Regions from separate parts of the Homo sapiens genome. Here region 1 is linked to region 2. Evidence: chromatin contacts called from ENCODE Hi-C data. All regions are on one chromosome and are shown on one strand. The core of a region is the stretch at or near the end of the contact, and the rest is flanking DNA. Distances in the headings are between cores, read along the strand shown.

Evidence for each region. Hi-C counts contacts between places; a loop is a spot of excess contacts on that map. Pooled maps may share reads with other maps.
Region 1: a map of Calu3 shows a loop between it and region 2 (3-fold over the local background). The contact joins the promoter of TXNDC8 here to the enhancer-like site in region 2. A Hi-C loop is called at or near these places in 5 of 168 maps with a recorded cell type or tissue (Caco-2, Calu3, HepG2 and 2 more), 4 of 37 single-sample maps with no recorded cell type and 5 of 50 pooled maps.

Annotation. Positions count from the first base shown.
Region 1 is chr9:110,335,904-110,339,755 of GRCh38, reverse strand. It overlaps TXNDC8 (thioredoxin domain containing 8), which reads left to right and starts at 1,893. Exons shown (of 6, transcript NM_001424031.1): 1 at 1,893-1,983. The coding sequence starts at 1,960. LOC124902245 (a long non-coding RNA gene) reads right to left here and starts at 3,552. Exons shown (of 2, transcript XR_007061728.1): 1 at 1,519-3,552; 2 at 1,114-1,231.
Region 2 is chr9:110,187,866-110,192,136 of GRCh38, reverse strand. No RefSeq gene overlaps it. Among named protein-coding and RNA genes, the nearest start is that of C9orf152, 18 kb to the left of the region's middle. Within about 2 kb of position 2,861, at least 20 of the 41 ENCODE cell types and tissues checked have a DNase peak (open chromatin) inside an H3K27ac peak, as active enhancers do.

The sequences.
Region 1 (3,852 bases), core at 644-3,143, 150 kb before region 2:
TCAGTGTGGCGATTCCTCAGGGATCTAGAACTAGAAATACCATTTGACCCAGCAATCCCATTACTGGGTATATACCCAAAGGATTATAAATCATGCTGCTATAAAGACACATGCACATGTATGTTTATTGCGGCACTATTCACAATAGCAAAGACTTGGAACCAACCCAAATGTCCAACAATGATAGACTGGATTAAGAAAATGTGGCACATATACACCATGAAATACTATGCAGCCATAAAAAAGGATGAGTTCATGTCCTTTGTAGGGACATGGATGAAGCTGGAAAGCATCATTCTCAGCAAACTATCACGAGGACAAAAAACCAAACACCGCATGTTCTCACTCATAGGTGGGAATTGAACAATGAGAACACATGGACACAGGAAGGGGAACATCACACACCGGGGCCTGTTGTGGGGTGGGGGGAGGGAGGAGGGATAGCATTTGGAGATATACCTAATGTTAAATGACGAGTTACTGGGTGCAGCACACCAACATGGCACATGTATACATTTGTAACTAACCTGCACATTGTGCACATGTACCCTAAAACTTAAACTATAATAAAAAAAATTTTTTTGTTAATACGTGTATTAGTCTCTTTTCACGTTGCTGATAAAGACATACCCAAGTCTAGGTAATTTATAAAGAAAAAGAGGTTTAATAGATTCACAGTTCCATGTGGCTGGGGAGGCCTCACAATTCTGGCAGAAGGTGAAAGTCACGTCTTACATGGCAGCAGGCAAGAGAGAATGAGAGCCAAGCAAATGGGGAAACGTCTTATAAAACCATCAGATCTCATGAGATGTATTCACTACCATGAGAACAGTATGGAAGAACTGCCCCCATTATTCAATTATCTCCCACCGGTCCCTCCCACAACCCTTGGGAATTATGGGAGCTACAATTCAAGATGAGATTTGAGTGGGGACACAGCCAAACCATATCAATACATAATACTTCTACGTATTTATGGGGTACATGTGATATTTTGTTACATGCATACTTCAAATACCTCTACAGAGGCAGCCACTGTCTCCATCTGACAGTTTTCATGCAACACATGATTGAAGGCCCAGAGCTGCATATATAGAAAAACAGAAAGAAGGATTTTGCTATTTTTGTTTTATTATAGAATCTACTATTTCTCATTTTGGTTGTTCTTGTTGCTCTGTAGATTTGAAGAACATTGGCCATGGTCATGTTCAGAATTTTTCTGACATCAGTTCTGAAAATGGCAAATCATCAAGTGCAGGGGTCAGCAAACTGCTGCTGTTCTTTGTACATCCTACTAGCTGCGAATGGTTTTTACATTTTTTAAAGGTTGCAAAAACATAAGGAACATGCAACAAAGACTGTATGAGGCCCATAAAACTAAAATAGTATCTGTTCCCTTAGAGAAAACATTTGCCAACCCTTGATCTAGAGCATAAAAGTGACATTTCTTTACTCTCTAAATAATTAGAGCAAAATAACAAAGTTCAGGGAATTTATGACTCATGAAATCAAACTTACAGGAAACTCATTATTATAGGGTTAAGACTTTAGTATTTTTCTCAACAGCAAAATCTTCAAATTCTTAAGTGAAAATCTCATCTATTTAATATTACTCTGCTTACTTCTCATTTGGTGATGGGATGGAGGGATTAGAGAAGGGAGAAGGATATTTAGAAATAGGTTATAAAAGATGAAAATAAAGCAAACACATTACTGATTCTGCATATAAAGCCCTCAGTTTTCTGATTCTTGGCTGTCCACAAATGAACTAGTCATGGCATAAAAGTGAAATAGGATCCAAAGTCTGCCAAAGTTCCAGGTTCTGAGATGACATGTTTAATGATGTCATAGAGAAGTTATCCATGTATTCCAGGCAGGATACTGTAATAAATAGGAGACAGCTACAGTGATCCAACTAAACCAACAGGGGATTTTCATCAGCACTTCCCTGGTGTAATCATGGTACAGATTATTAAAGACACGGCAAGTATTTATTTGGCTTCACTGAGTATTTCAAATGTGGACATCTTGGGAACAGATTTGAAAAACTTTAAGAATGTGTTCTCTCTATCCAGTATTCTATCATTGCATTGTAGCAAGGGGAGAGTTCTAAATTCTTGTTCTTTATCTTGTTCCTTGAGGGATGGTACTATCAAGAAAAGCAGCCAAGGGTCAAATTGATAAAGAAGGGCTTTCTTCCTCCTGGACTTTTATTTCCTGCCTGACTTCAGGTGAATCCCAGACCAGCTCCTAGTACATCCCATCCTGTATCTGATCCCATGGATCGTACCTCAGTTGTGCTTGGAAAATTCCATGGAAGTAAGGAAGTCCACATCTTTTCTCTTATCCAAGGAAAAATAATAGAAACCCCAGATGTGGAATGGGGTGGGAAAATTGGGAACAGCCCAATGTTGCTGTCACAACAAATCTAAATTCATGTATAGGACAGAGATAATTCTTGATTTATAAAGGAGAAAATTGCCTCTAAAAGAGAGGTTCAGGGCTAGTTCGTTTAAGAGGTGGTGTGGGCATTAGAACCCAGACCTTCTGATGCCTGCCCTCATTACAAGAAGTCAAGAGCTGGAGGAGGGGAGGGGGTTTGGGGCCTGAGCCTCATGTCCACCAGCAGCCTCAGATTTAGACTTGTGACATTTTCCCCAAAGGTGGCTATACAGATCACAAAAATGACACTGACCAGATTGAAAGAGAGTACTGCCCTGTAACTTCGACATAAGAACATGTTTTGAAACATCACACATTTGCTAATGCTTTTGACACTTATTGTTTTAATATTCTGGGGATGTCACAGAATAGCCTGGAGCCTTATTCCCTCAGAAGACCTTTCATCTCCTCCCCAGGGACCTTTCCAGAGGCCCTGATCTCCATCCCATCTTTATTCAGATGCCACCTTCTCTTTGAGGTTGACCTTGGCCATCCAGACTACAGTTGTAATCCAACCCCCATTCTTCCTTCCTACTTCATTTTCTTTTTATTTTCTTTATTAGCAATTAGCACTAATATACTACAAATATTACCTATTGACCTTATAGTAAGCTTCCCATTCTAAAATGTAAACTCCATGGAGACAGAATGCCTAGTTTTTGTTTTGTTTTGTTTTGTTTTTGTCCACAGTGGTATCCTAGCAGTTTGTGCAGTAGCTGGCATAGTATAGGCCTCAATACGCATATGTTAAATAAATACCTATACTATGAGAGTATTCCCTTCAGATAGTTTAGTCAAGTCAAGTTCATGGGTCCAATTAGGCCAGCTCACACCCAAACAACAACTACTGGAAAGTGAAGAGTGTTGGGAGTTTGTGAGGATAGCATCTACCTTACAACTTCAGAAGCAAGTGAGAAATAAAGGCTTGGCAAGGTTCTCTGAAAAGTTAGTTACTCCCTCCCAGAGGAATATTGATAAAGAAAGAGAGTGCATCTTCTTTGAGTCATCACTTTCACCTGATTGAAACTAAACAAAGTAGCCACATAATTGTCAAGGCTATTATAGAGCAGGCATGTTGTATTAGTCTATTTGCATACTGCTATGAAGAAATGCCCAATACTTGGTAATTTATAAAGAAAAAAAGATCTAATGAACTCACGGTTCCACATGGCTGGGAAGACCTCACAATCATGGTGAAGGCGAAGGAGGGGCAAAGGCATGTCTGACATGGCGGCAGGCAAGACAGCGTGTGCAGGGGAACTGCCCTTTATAAAACCGTCAGATATTTTTAGACTGACTCACTGTCATGAGAACAGCATGGGAAAAACCCACCCCCATAATTCATTTACCTCCCACTAGGTCTCTCCCATGACATGTGGGGATTATGGGAGCTACAATTCAAGATGAGAT
Region 2 (4,271 bases), core at 1,612-4,111:
TCTCCCCCAAGACTGGAGCCTTGCTCTCCTTTTAAAGCACTGTTCATGATACCAGTGGCTGCATTCACAACCTGAGGGCTGTGGGGATGCCCCCCACAAATCCCAGTATCCTCTCTGCTGAGCATTGCCACAAATTAACAAGATCAATGAGAAGACCCCTGACCAGTCAGGTACCACTACCAGTCCCCAAAGGGTGCGTGTGCAGAGGAAATTCCAAACAAGTGTGTACTATGGCAAAACCCTGATGAGTCCAGCCAGTCTTAGATGGCCTACAAGGCCTCTTTTTGTTTCTCTAGCCTCAGGCCCAGACCAAGGTGGCCCTATCTTCTGAGACGGTGTTTCTCAACATTGATTGCATAAGAGAATCATCAGGAAGCTTGGAAAATATTCAATTAAATGACAATCTCTGAAGTAGGGCTTGAGCACTGGCATTGTTTCTGTTGATCAAGGCATAAACCATGTAAAGTGTGGGAAGTGTGTTAATCTTGAGTATAGCTTATGTGTTAATTATTATGTATTATATATGTATTAGTCCATTTTCATACTGCTATGAAGAAATACCCAAGAGTGGGTAATTTATAAAGAGAAAGAGGTTTAATAGACTTATAGTACCATATGGCTGGGAAAGTCTCACAATCATGGCAGAAGGTAAAGGAAGAACAAAGGCACGTCTTACATGGCAGCAGGCAAGACAGCAAGTGGAGGGGAACTGCCCTTTATAAAACCATCAGATGTCGTGAGACTTACTCACTATCATGAGAACAGCACAAGAAAAACCCACCCCCATGATTCAATTACCTCCCACTGGCTCACTTCCATGACACGTGGGGATTATGGGAGCTACAATTCAAGATGAGATTTGGGGCTGGGCATGGTGGCTCACAGGTGTAATCCCAGCACTTTGGGAGGCCAAGGCAGGCAGATCACTTGAGGTCAGGAGTTCAAGACCAGCCTGGCCAACATGGTGAAACCCTCTCTCTACTAAAAATACAAAAATTAGCCAGGCGTGGTGGCCTGTACCTGTAGTCCTAGCTACTCGGGAGGCTGAGGCAGGATAATCGCTTGAACCCAGGAGGCGGAGGTTGCAGTGAACCGAGATCACGCCACTGCACTCCAGCCTGGGCAACAGAGTGATACAGTAAGACTCCATCTAAAAAAAAAAAAAAAGTTGACATTTGGGTGAGGACACAGTCAAACCATATCTGTATCTATATCTACATCTATATCTGCTTATTTTCACAGATACAGATACATACACACACAGATCAAGATATACATTTTGAGCATTCTAGAAAGTCGCCTTCAGTCTCTTCCCAATAATTAACTACAATTTATTTTTCCATTCTCCTGTTTCTACTTTTTTGCTATATGCATACAGTAAGCATTGTTCATTTTACACATCCTTTCGTGGACATTTGCTTCCATTTCTCTTTAAACCTCCCCACCCCTCTTTTTTTACAGATGCCTGTCTGGGTGAGCTGGTTTCAAGCATGGGTATTTTTTGAAAGCTCCCTCTGGTGATTCTAGAATTCTAAGATTCAGCATTGAGACCCACTGCCTTAGGACCACACTGATTATAAACTGAGGCACAAATGTGCTCAATGGATAGAGGCTTCTCTGTGAGGCTGAGTACAGAACTTGTGGGAATCTTCATGTCTCTCCTCCTTTGGGTGCCACTCTTATATTCCACTTGAGTTCCCATGGTGGGGAGAAGGGGTTGGGGAGGGTCCTATGGGGGAGGCAGCCCCATGCGTATTTTATCACACCAGCTCTGTGAGTAGAAGGCAAGGAAGTCACCCAGATGAGTCTTTGAAAAAGACTGTAGGCCAGAAGACCCTTTTTGTTCCTCCTACCAACAGGTAGGCCCTGCCGTATCCTTGAGAACCATCTCAGAGGACCCTCTTTTGGGATGCAGCTTCCTCATCCCAAAGCTTTGGAAAACCCTGAGCTTCCCCACTAGGGCTGACCTGTCTGCCTTTCATCATTACATAGAACCAGAAGTGTGCTGATGACTTCATGTCTTGGAGTTTCTCTAATTTCAGCATTATTCTTGAGATGGACTGGAAGTCATATGAAGACCAGAGAGAATGCAGTGATTACAACGAGGCAGGCTTCAGGGCAAGGGCCTGGAATGATTTGGGCAAGAAACTCCTGGAAAACCTCTCTCAGGTATTTAGCCAGAGGTGAGGAGGGTGGGCAAAGAGTTATTTTCAGGGTATTTTTCAGACACTTTAAAAATTTTAGGGTGGTTAATTTAAGAGTGATTTTGAATCCCAGCAAATCTCCTATGTCTCACTCAGGGGCTCTAAAGTGTGTTCTGCAGGCCAGCAGCATCGGCGTCACCTGGAAACATGTCCAAAATGAAAATTATTTGGCCCCACCCAGACCTGTTGACTCAGAAACTCAAGAGGTGAGGGCCAGCAGTCCGTTTTAGCGAGGCTTCCATAGGATTCTGATGCACACTCAACTTTGAAAACCACCATTTGTGGTAGAGTCTACCCCCTGCCTTAATGGGTGATCAGTATGGAGAAGTCACATTTGGTAGATTTTCCCTTGTAAACATTTCTTCTTTTTTGAGTTTAAAAAAAAAAAAAAAAAAAAAACAATCCGCCTTAGTGTCCCAAGCGTTTGGACAGAGACACAGAGAATTGCTTACTAGCTTTGGGGAGATTATGACATTTTTGCAAGATAAGTAACTTTTAGCTCCATTTTCCTATCCAGTCTACAGAATGTCCATTCTGTTAATCTCTGCTGATGGGGGAAAGGAGGTGGCAGGGTAAAAGTTTCACTCCCTACCTATCCCCATAGGAAGGGCACAGAACGTCTCACCCTTTGCTGCACTAGCCTCCAGGCCCAGGGCTGTGAAGCACGCCTTGTGTTTGCTTGCTGAGTTCCAGCTGGAGTGCTTGATGAGGAAGTAAACAGAGTTTATGCACAAAGAGAGAACATGTACTCAGTGTCTCCACATGCCAGACTCTGGTACAGAAGCAACAGATACAGAGGAAGTCACGAGCTTTGTTCTTAAGGAGGCTAAGTAACAAAAATTTAACCACTTGGAACAGGTGCAACTTCTGGGATATGTCTGAGTCAGTTCAGGCTGCCATAATTGAATACCGTAGACTGGGTGGCTTATAAACAGCAGAAATCTGTTTCTGAAAGTTCTAGAGGCTGGGAAGTGTAAGATCAATGCACTGGTAAACTCAGCATCTAATGGGGGCCTGCTTCCTGTTCATAGACGGCCATCTTCTGGCTGTGTCCTCACATGGTGGAAGGATCAAGAGATCTCTCTGGGGTCGCTTTTTTATTTTCTTTTTTTTCCCTGAGGTCTCTTTTATAAGAACACCAGTACCATTCATGAGGTCTCCATCCTCATGACCCAATCACCTCCCAAATACCCCATCTCCTAATATCACCAGATTGGGGTTCAGGATTTCAACATATGAATTTTGGAGTATGCAAACATTTACTCCATAACAGGAGATAATTAATTATAAACAACTTCATTTTTACCTTCCAAGGCCTTGGATGAAATTCATGGCTGGGTGTGTCACTCATAGGAATGAAAACCACTCGTTTCAGTTCAGAACTTAGTAAGTCCTGCCCAGCACAAGTTTAAAAACAAAAAAGCCCTCCAACTTCTTTCTCAGGAGCTCTGGGCTGGACGTCTGCAGTGAGGAAGGACGGGAAGCTTGGTTAACTGCTCTCCAAACTTGAGCTTCTAGCTCTCATCCCAAGTTACTTAGGGAAGTTTCATCCTCTCCAGGGTTGGGAGTGTACAATAACTGGGAGGGAGGTGGGTAAGACCTTACTTGAGTAATACTGTCATGAGATGCACGGGGAAGGAATTAAATGCTGACACTTTTTCTTTCCTCATTTTGGAAATTCACCCTCTAATGGATGGGATCCTCCCTGGACATGGGAGGAGGCATCTCTGCTTTTCCTGGTTGCTTAGAATCCATCTGCAGCTCCTCGGCATGCAGGAGTCAACCACCAGCTTGGTTTTGCTCTTGCTCCACACCTCACCCCTCCAAGGCAGTGGTTGTAATCAGGATCTAAGAAAATCTTAACACCATCTGTCTTAAATGCGAAGCCCCTCTCTGCTTCATGGGTCACACACATACTTTGTGCTCACAAACTCAGGAGAGGAGGCCAACCTCATGCAGCCATTAGGGACACCGTCAGCTATGACCTGGAGCCCTTTGGAGTTCTCAGGTGTGTCATGTTCTCCAGTTTACAAGGAACAAATAAAAGCTGCTTGAGGGGCCCTTTTG